Regions from separate parts of the Homo sapiens genome. Here region 1 is linked to region 2. A link is an interaction called in ENCODE POLR2A ChIA-PET data of the cell type or tissue named here. Cell type or tissue: MCF 10A. All regions are shown on one strand. Links, peaks and the distances in the headings refer to the core of each region. The heading gives the core; the rest is flanking DNA.

What was found. Peaks named below come from ENCODE experiments on the same cell type or tissue, not always from the same donor. Only the 100,000 strongest peaks of a DNase experiment are listed, where the experiment ranks them.
Region 1: POLR2A ChIA-PET joins it to region 2 with 5 read pairs; 2 of 35 experiments call an interaction of 5 or more read pairs at or near these places.

Annotation. Positions count from the first base shown.
Region 1 is chr6:104,966,086-104,971,469 of GRCh38, reverse strand. All of the region lies in intron 2 of LIN28B (lin-28 RNA binding posttranscriptional regulator B), which reads right to left. Among named protein-coding and RNA genes, the nearest start is that of LIN28B, 12 kb to the right of the region's middle. In MCF 10A, for the core only: no CTCF peak of the experiment used is centred there; no DNase peak of the experiment used is centred there.
Region 2 is chr6:105,325,397-105,330,780 of GRCh38, reverse strand. PREP (prolyl endopeptidase) reads left to right here. Exons shown (of 15, transcript NM_002726.5): 9 at 1,755-1,952. Among named protein-coding and RNA genes, the nearest start is that of PREP-AS1, 49 kb to the right of the region's middle. In MCF 10A, for the core only: no CTCF peak of the experiment used is centred there; a DNase peak (open chromatin) is centred at 3,180.

The DNA.
Region 1 (5,384 bases), core at 176-5,175, 360 kb after region 2:
ATTCATCCTAAAAGCAGACCAAAAGATTGTATTTATAAATCTAGTTAACTTAAAAGTTATCTTGGACTGATAGGAAGATCATATGACCAAATATCATTGTCTTTTAAGATCTATAAGACTGAAAATTTAAGGAAGAATTTTTTATGTAAACAATAAATACTCATTGAAATAAAATATTTTAAACAAAAATGCCTATTAGATTTTAAAATGTAATTACTTATGTCAAGGGTGGTCTATACAGTATTCTTAAAAGTCTTTTAAAAGTACTTATTTGCACGAAAATATGTGCCAATAAATGACATATTTTAAAAATCAATGGCAGAGAAGGTACTATTTTTGAAACTATTGTTTCAAATATTTTAGTTATTATTTGGACACAGTTATACTGTTCACTAAAATAGAATTTAAACATTTGAATACAAGTAGCTTAAGAACAAATTAAAATAACTTTAAAGATCAAATATTTAATGGTTCACAATAAACTAGAGCATCATGACTAAGTCACCAAATTAGGAATAAGCATCAAACACTTATCCTCATTTAACTTTATTAAAAAAAGTATATAAATATCACAGGAGGTGGATAGGATTTTCTTCCAAACAGCTAGCTACCCTATGCTAACTGTTAAGAGGTGGGTCAGAAGAGCAAGAAGAAATACATCTAATTAATTCCCTCTTGTATTTTACATGTAGTCCTATAACGTATTTCTTTCTTTTATTCTGCCAGCAATTATTTCTTGCTAATGTCTCCCAACCACCACCCCTACTTTCTCTACACTATGAGTTCTGAGAAACAAGTTACAGTTTAGAAACCTCAAATGATGCTAAAAGATAACTGATAGAAAAATAAGTAACTAAGAAACTACCACGGTAGATTAAAAGGTCCGTATTATTTTAAAAATCTATTTAGTAGTAATTTTTTTCAGCTTCCTAAAAAACAACAGCATGGATGTAATGTAAGGTAAAGCATATGAAATTAAACAAGACACATATCGATAAATATTTTCTCAAAGTTTTATGCTTCATTCTGAGATTCACTGCAATCCCATCTGTGACTAACTAAAAGGGAAGTCACATGACTTAAGCAATAAAAGAGAAAGTTTTCTTTCCTTTCCTTTCTACAGGAAGAAACAAAAGCTTGGTATTAGCTATCCAAAGCTAATGGGTGGGGCCTGAAAGCCAAAAAACTATACTGAATTAAGATTAATCTTAATAGGGGCCCATTTTAGCCTTCTGAAAACATCAAAAATGCGAAGACTGCAGCCAGAACTTAAATAAATTAACAAGCATTTAGTGTAAATTAGGTTTTACAACTAGAAAATTCTTCAGGGACAAAATTCAGTATATAAACAATATTGAAGCTTTTACTGAGGTAAAATCACCTAACTGTGATTCCTTATACAGATACACACACCATCCCCCACTGGCACACAGATACTTCACAAGCCTCTTGAATAAATAGGAGTATCCAATGTCCAGTGTGATGGGTGGTCCTGAGGTCCTGAACCAGAGCTGTATACTTTTAAAGGATGCTAAGATAAGAACAAAGTGTTTTGTGTTTGTTTAAACCTGGGTCTAGATGTAGTCTTTGCACCATTATTGGAACAGCTCATAAACTTGTGCTGTTATTAATTCAGGGAAGCTTTAAATGTCTGCATAAATGCTAGAAATTAAGCACATCAAAATAAAATACTTTAGGGCTTTTTATAGCTCTCATTCAAATTAATTCAATTTACTTAAAAGTAATCATTACATTTCAAAAGTGGTAAATCTCAACCTAAGAGAAAAACATCATATGACCACACTTTCACTACCAACAGGATACCATACCATATAAAATAACATGTATTTAAAGTATATACATCAAATAAGCTGCAATGCAATGAAAAACTTCTAAAGATAACAAAATTAACCCATGGAGAGTCCCAATAAAGAATCAACTATTGTGCCCATTTTTATACTGCAGGCTTTATACATGTCCAATATAAAGAGTTGTTTGTGGGGCTTTTTTTTGTTGTTGTTGTTGTTTTGTTTTGTTTCCCAGAGCAGAAAGCAGGCTTTACAAGTGGCCCAAGGAAAAGATAAGCAATGAATAGTTCTGACCCTGGCTTCTGTGGCTTGATCAAGTGGGCCTGCAACCTGAGCCAAAGGGCACAAATTCCTCACCATTCAAAATTCTTCAATGGCATGGGGGAGGAAACAGTGAAAGGGGCAAACATGCAAATCCAAGTGTCCTTAGACTGAGTATTCAACGAAAATTTTTAATTAGAGAGCTAAAAAATGAGGCCAATAATGTGACTAAATTTCTAACGCACAGTTTAATCAACCCCTGAAAGGAGCTTTTTTTCTTGTGAAAATTGAAAAAGATGCACTTAAAAAAAAATGTATGGCTTACACTGAGCTGTGTTACGTATATGTCTCTAATATCATTTAATCTATTTAAAGGAGCTGCTGAAAAGTGTTACTAACTTGGAAGGATCAGTGCTTATATATCATAAGCAAAATCATGTATTATTTAAATCACACAGGAAGAAAAGTTGATATAATTCATTCCAAGCTTTACAATATGTTAATGATCTATTAAATATTTAAAGCAATAGCTATAACCTATGTTGCCAGACTTTTGTTACAGACTGAACTAAGGATAAAGACAATTCATTTGAATGGAAGAAAAAAAAATAAGCTAAGTTAAAATAATTTAAGCATTATAGGATCTGGGAACATTCTATTCACTATCTCTAATGGCCTAGGAAATTGCTTACAAAAGCTTAAGGAAGAAAATGATCACCAACAAATCTTGGCCAAAGTAAAAGTAATTTGAAATTTATATGGAGTCTTTATATCCTATAACACCATAAAACGAAATAGCAATCTTAAGAGTTATTACCAAATTAAACTTACAAGATTTAAAAAGTCTAATTTTAAGATTAACAAAAGTAATAAATTTAAGTGGGTTTTGATTTTTTAAAGTGGGCTGTTATGACAAAGATTTAAAGCAGCTGGTAGAAATTAAGTATATTACTAATAGCACAATAAATTAATGATTCTAAGCACTGGCAAAAACAGTTTCTCCACATGAAATGTGAAAAACATATTTTAATACTACTGAGAAATCATTGCATTTAGCTCAAAATTTTAAAACTAATATTTGCTTTTTATCTTAGCTATCCCAAAATTAAATTGGTAGAGACTGTATAATTAGACTTCGTAAAAGGAAGTGAATACAACACAGGAAAAATGATCCTTTGCTTTTATGCCTTATATGCAAACAATGAGAATTAACTGGAAAAAACTTATTTTAAATTTTGCTAAAATGAAAATACCAAACCAACAGTGTTTCACTGAGTACATGATCAATAAAAATTAGTTGGCTTTACTGAACCACGATTTTTATAATCATTTTTTAAAAGTTAATACTTTTCTATGACATTAAGCCATCTTGTTGATTTACATTTCCAAAAATGTTTATACAAGCTGAGCAAAGTGGCTCACATCTGTAATCCCAGCACTTAAGGAGGCAGAGGCAGGAGGATTACCTGAAGCCAGGAGTTCTAAACCAGCCTGGTCAACAAGGCAAGATTCTGTCTCTACAAAAAATTTTAAAAATTAGCCAGGCGCAGTGGCATGTGCCAGGCATGGTGGTGCACGCCTGTAGTCCCAGCTACTCAGAAGGCTCAGGTTGGATAATTGCTTGAGCCAGGAGTTCGAAGTTGCAGTGAGCTATAATCCCACCACTGCACGCCAGCCTGGGTGACTGAGGAAGACCCTGTTTCTAAATAATAATAATAATAATAATTAATTAAATAAAAATTTTAAAAATGTTTATACAAAAACTGAGTTGGGACAGAAATTCAATAAATTTCTTTCTTTCTTTTTTTTTTTTTTTTTTTTTTTGAGAGGGAGTTTCACTCTTGTCGCCTGGAGTGCAATGGCATGATCTCGGTTCTCTGCAACCTCCACCTCCCGGGTTCAAGTGATTCTCCTGCCTCAGCCTTCCAAATAGGTGGGATTACAAGCATGTGCCACCAGGCCTGTCTAATTTTTTGTATTTTTAGGAGAGACAGGGTTTTACCATGTTGGCCAGGCTGGTCTCAAATTCCTGACCTCAAGTGATCCACCCCCCTCAGCCTCCCAAAGTGCTGGGATTACAGGCATGAGCCACCATGCCCAGCCAATTCAATAAATTTCTGACAAGACATATGAACATCAATAAGCCTAATTATGCCCTTTAAGTAAGTGGTGAGTTTACAGCACATGAGAAAATACCATAATGATAAATGAAATTAATATTATATTGAAGATTAGTAAAATGCATATGAATTAATCTCATTAACAAGCACAGACACTACTAGGATAAAGGTTAATTTCCAGGTAGAAAAAAAAACTAAAGAAAACCAGAGTGAGGCCAGGCATGGTGATTCACGCCTGTAAATCTCTGTAACTTTGGCAGGCTGAGGTGGGAGGATCCCTTGAGCCCAGGAGTTCAAGACCAGCCTGGGCAACATGGGGAGACCCCGTCTCTACAAATATAATAAAAAATATCAGCCAGAGGTTGGGCGCGGTGGCTCACGCCTGTAATCCCAGCACTTTGGGAGGCCGAAGTGGGCGGATCACAACGTCAGGAGATTGAGACCATCCTGGCTAACTCGGTGAAACCCCATCTCTACTAAAAATACAAAAAATTAGCCGGGCGTGGTGGCGAGTGCCTGTAGTCACAGCTACTCTGGAGGCTGAGGCAGGAGAATGGCGTGAACCTGGGAGGCGGAGCTTGCAGTGAGCCGATACAGCACCACTGCACTCCAGCCTGGGCAATGTAGCGAGACTCTGTCTCAAAAAAAAAAAAAAAAAAAATCAGCCGGGCATGGTGATGCACACCTAGAATCCCAGCATCTCAGAAGGCTCAGGTGGGATAATTGCTTGAGTCAGGAGTTTGAGGTTGCAGTGAGCCATGATCCCACCACTGCACTCCAGCCTGAGCAAGAGCAATACTCTGTCTCAAAACAAAAACCAGAAAAACTCTTATAATTAAAATGATTAATAAAAACATAGCTCTTGAAAAAAAGATAAAAACTAAAACCTGAGATTGTTACAGTTTTTAAATTATTTTCATGTGTATTATTTCAATTGACCCTTACCATAACCCTCTAAAATAAAGATGAAAAATATTATTTATCACATTTTACCCATAAGAACACTGAAGCTCCCTGGAAGTGACCAGCCAAAAGTTATAAACCAACCAACTGGCAGAGCCGAAGCCAAACACTCATTCCCATGGTTTTTTTTCTCACAATACCACACTACTTCTCCTTTATAATACTAATTATGTACAACACACATTGAGTCCCTACTATCTGCCAAGTTTGTGTTAGGTGCTTTACATATGTA
Region 2 (5,384 bases), core at 60-5,059:
TCCCTCTTTCCAACATCTTTTCATGTGGGTAAATTCTAGCATCCTAAAAACATGAACTGCTAGTTTCTTGGGTTATAAAAATAAGCAGTGTCAAGAACCCCCCCCTTCCACATGAAACCCAAGAAAGGCTTGTCTGTTCAGCACATGTGACCTGTCCCCTACAGCCCTGTCCTCACTTCCACTTGCTGCGGTGTCTCTCCCTCTGGGTGACCTGGCCCTACCTCAGGCAGACCTCTGTGCTTGCCCTTCGTTTTCTCCTTTCCTCATCACCTCTCACTCCTGCTCTCCCAGCTCTGTCACTGAACGCTGTCACTGAAAGTTGCAGCCCTGGGAGTTAAGAACTCATTTCTCTACCTTACTCTCCATATCCCTGCAGGCATCAAGCCCTGGCTATTCTTCTTGGGAAATACCTTTCATTTGTTTTCTTTCCTGCCCAGACTTTATCTCCCGCTTGATGTGGTGTTCTCCCCGGCTTGTTGCAATAGTGCTCTTACTCTTCTCCCCTCCGTAGACTTCCATTGTTCTGCATTCAGCTGTTAGACACGTGCATCCTTTATTAATGCCATCTTTATGTTGCCCTTGTGTTCAGACAGTGGCTCCACAGTCACAGGTAACTAAACTGCTCTCTACCTGGCTCACTGGATGGCCTATCAGGCCACCACCAGCATCTCCATCTGCCCCAAACTGAACAACACTTCCTCTTGAAAACGGATCTCTCGTTTGTTCTCTTTACCAGTCTTCCTTCTGTCCTTTCTATTCCTTTCCCCTCTCCTCATTCCTGGCTGTGGCCTTCATGCCAGGAGTGGCCTATCTTCCTGCACCTCATCCAGTAGGATGCTGTGCTTTTCTTGCTAGCACCCATTTCCCCTCCATCTCCACACTCCTGCACTTGAGACTCAATTCAGCCCTTGCTTTAGGGCTGTCATTTGTTTTGGATCCTCAACCCACCAGTCACTTATCCTTGTTTATGGTTTATTACTTGCATTTTTATATGATTTTGTCTCACGAGCAGAATCGACCTCATCTTACTACTTGTCTCTCTAGCACTTTGCAGGGAATCTGGTGGATAACAAGGGCTTATTACATTTTTATCTAATAAACAATCCTGTCAGACATGAACCGTGATTTGGCTTTTATTGTTTTCCTCCTTATAGCTCCTATAGCATGATAATAGGCACAAAATAGGAAGGCAGGGTTACTATTCCACACATTATCTAGGTCATCAAAAGCCCCTGGCCCAAGAGTATTTTATTTCCTTGGGAAATAAAACAGTCATTTATTAAAGGAATATGTTGAGAACTAGATAAATGATTAAAACCAATTATAAGGCTGGGCGTGGTGGCTCACGCCTGTAATCTTAACAGTTTTGGGAGGCCGAGGTGGGCAGATCTCTTGAGGCCAGGAGTTCAAGACCAGTTTGGCCTACATAGTGAAACCCCGTCTGTACTAAAAATATAAAAATTAGCCAGGCATGGTGGCACACACCTGTAATCCCAGCCACTTGGGAGGCTGAGGCAGGAAAATCCCTTGAACCTGGGAGGTAGAGGTTGCAGTGAGCTGAGATTGCACTACTGTACTCAAGCCTGGGCGACACAGCAAGACCCTGTCTCAAAAAAAAAAAAAAATGTAAAAGTGACTTTGCAAGTCTCATTGCTGCATAGCCCTATGTGTAGCTCTGGAACTGTTGCTCAATTAAATGTGTTTTCATTAATTTTTTAAATTGCATTAGGTTTTTTCTCTTCTTATCCTTTCAGAATGGATAGCTTGTGTCAGGTCCAACTTCTTGGTCTTATGCTACCTCCATGACGTCAAGAACATTCTGCAGCTCCATGACCTGACTACTGGTGCTCTCCTTAAGACCTTCCCGCTCGATGTCGGCAGCATTGTAGGGTACAGCGGTCAGAAGAAGGACACTGAAATCTTCTATCAGTTTACTTCCTTTTTATCTCCAGGTAAGTGTTTTTTCACTGTTGCTGTTCACTTTAAAAATCCGACTGGTGTTTGGGTTTCTTTGGGGAAATGGAAGTATAATGCTATGTTATTGAAAATCACATATGCTGTATTATAGCCAAAATTACTTAATGGGAATAAAACGGTAGAACAGATGCCCAGAACAAAGGGAAATGTAAACGCCTAAAATGGCACTCTCATTAATCTTATATTCCAAGTCTCTGTTCCTCTGGAGGCAGGAACAGCTAACGTTCTAGATTGATTAAAAATTAGTACCAATGGGCCAGGCACAGTGTCTCACTCCTGTAATCCCAGCACTTTGGGAGGCCGAGGCGGGTCACAAGGTCAAGAGATTGAGACCATCCTGGGCAAATGGTGAAACCCGTCTCTACTGAAAATACAAAAATTAGCTGGGCATGGTGGCGCGTGCCTATAGTCCCAGCTGCTCAGGAGGCTGAGGCAGGAGAATCACTTGAACCCGGGAGGTGGAGGTTGCAGTGAGCCGAGATCGCGCCACTGCACTCCAGCCTGTCAACAGAGTGAGACTCCATCTCAAAAAAAAAAAAAATTAGTACCAATGAATACAACATTTGATTCAGTCTTTGGTCTATATGCATGAGAACACAGTGCAGATACAAAATGTAAAATCTTTAGCTACATCTGACAAAAAATGTTTTCTGGAATAAGCTGAGAATCAATTCTGCTGTTGTTAAACTGAAATAAAATGTAATTCTAAAAGTATAGTCTTACATCATGAAAACATGGGTGTTATTTGGTTCTAGTAGGAAAGGGAAACACTTGTTAAGTTGTGGTTTTACATTTCATGGTACGGGTTAATTTTCCCCAAAGTAAACATAGCTCTCTTTTTAACTTAAAAAAAAAATTGGTCACATTCATTTTGCTTTGTTTTGTTTTTTTCCTCCATTCTGTCCATCTGCACTGTTTTTGTAGCGTCATGGCCATACACACACTGATTTGTCCCAGGAGTCTGGCTCAGTTAGCAGTTTGCAGTTGACCAGGCAGACCCTGTCCTAAAAGCAATCTGGCTGAAAAAAGTCTGCACTTTCCTTATGCACATATGTTGAACTCCTCCAAAGTGCTTTTTGTCCCACTCAGTTTTGCTGCAGTCGTTTGGTCATTAGACAAAAAAAGCAGTCTTAGGGGAGAGCAAGGCAGGTGCTCAAGTGGCCCTGTCCTCCTCTTGGGATTTGGCCAGTTGACAGTGATGTCTCATCACTGTTATTTTGAGCCTCTGAGTCACAGAGCAGGCAATCCATAAGGAATCTTATAGTGGTGGTAGGTTGCTGTCAGGGTTATTAAAACCAAAAGAATGATGTTCTGTAAATAGGTCTGATAGTATACCTTGAAAACCTAGCCAGGCTTTACTTTCCCAAGCACCTTGCAGCGGATCAAGAGAAGCTAGGAAAAGCACCCACAAGAATGTGGAAACCATGCAAGGGCCAGAAGCCAGGAAGTGACCGTTCGAGAATTCGACTTCAGGGTGTCCTGCACCTCCCCCCATTCCCTCTTCCCCCTAGAACCTGGAGTACAGCAGCAGCCAGTGGACAGATGAGGAAAATCATTTCTTCTAGATAGCCATTCTTAGCCCACTGCTGCAGGGCCCACAGTTAATTTCCTCAAATTTACACTGGGTACAGAAGTTTTACTTTGGAAAATTTCGTATCTTAAATAGTTTAAATGGATAAAGGGCAATGAGGAGGGCAGTGAGGGTGACTCACCTGCTCTTAAAAAAAGCTGGAGTCCCCAAAGGCCTGTAAACCTCCTTCAGTGACCGCATGTGACCATTTATGTCAGGAACAAGCTCATCATTACCTGGGGAAGAAAGGGCTTATTGTCCAAGTGTAAAATGCTGGGTTCTGTGCCAAACAATGAAATATTACCCGTGACTGTGGCTGTGAAATTTGAAAAGAGAAGTGTGTTCCTCGTTCTGTACTGCCAGGCATTTTCTGACCAAGCTTTAATTTTCTGACCAAGCTTTGTCTGTCTCCTTTTACTAGTTTTGCCTCCATTTTTCTCTTTTCTCTGCCGAATGCAATTTGATTTCTAAAACCAGAGAATGGGGCTTCCGGATTCAGATCTTGTGAGACCAAATGCAAAAACAGCCATCAGATAATTAGATTAGATCTCATGAAAGCATGGATTGTCAGTGTGGGTATATACACATAGGCTCACAAGTAGTCTTGCACTGGTGTCTGAAGGCTAGCTGTTCACTACTACAGTAAAGAGCAGAGGTACTCAATTATATGTAAAGCCCCAGGGTCACAAATAACTGCAGCTCCAGCTTCCTGCTGCAGACATTTGATAACTCTGGCAGGTGCACACCAGCTGACTTTGTTTTCCTTGGAGGTACATGGTGAAAACACATCTTGAGCCCAAGCCATTTATGACTTACTTTGGCACCTTGAGTCACATTTGGAAAAAAACAGGCAGCCATAGCAGCTTAGAGCACAGTGCACTTATTCTCTGTGGTTCAAACCACTTAGTGGTTGAACCGGTGAACTCTGTACTTGTGGAACCTTGGAGAGTTGCCTAGGGTGAGCTCCAGACCTGCGTGTTGTAATAATCCAGTAGAGCAGTCCCATATGCATGGCTCTGGGAGTCAGGGGTGAGAAATCATAGAAAAACCTTTCACGGATATCAGGGAAAGGCAAAACTTTTTGAGACTTGTTTTTGTTTTTTTCTTTGAATAATGTTAAAACCCAACCTAAAATCAGTTAAAACAAAATCTCCATGGGTTACAAAGTTTGCCGCCTTTTTACATACGTGACTTTTCGGATCCCCTGATTCTTGTTTTGGTAGGTTCTCCTAGAGTTGTCTGTCTTTCTCCTGACTACTCCTACTTCTCCTTACATTTATTTCAGATTACACTGGGAACATACCAACTGATCTCCCTGCCTCCTTCTCAAGTCCAGATACCTTCTCTGGCCTTAAGGGACTTCCACAGTTCAGTTCTCTTTTTTCACCCTTAAACTTTGAAATTTATTTCCTAGCGATCACCTGACCAACTCTGGTTTATGAGTCTAGGATGTTTTCTTCAAACCCCACCTTCCTTGTTCTTATCCTCTGAGCCAAATCAGATGGGACACAAAGCATCATTAGATTATAGGGATTCACATTATGCTGTGAATATGCAATGGGCTAACCTAGATGGATCTATAAACAGAAAGTATCGATAAAATATATTAAGTGCCAGTACCTTCAGGTTTAACACAGCCTCCTTCAAGGTACCACTTCTGGTGCACAGGACAGAAGAATAGGGAGGTCAGGCATTTGAAACTCTTTCCGTGTACAGTAACCAGCCCCTGTTGCATATTTATTTCATTCTGTGGTTAGATTTGATGTCTCAACCTTTCTAGATAAACAGGCATTTAGAGTATATTTCCTACTCATTGTCTTTCACTACAGAACTTGCA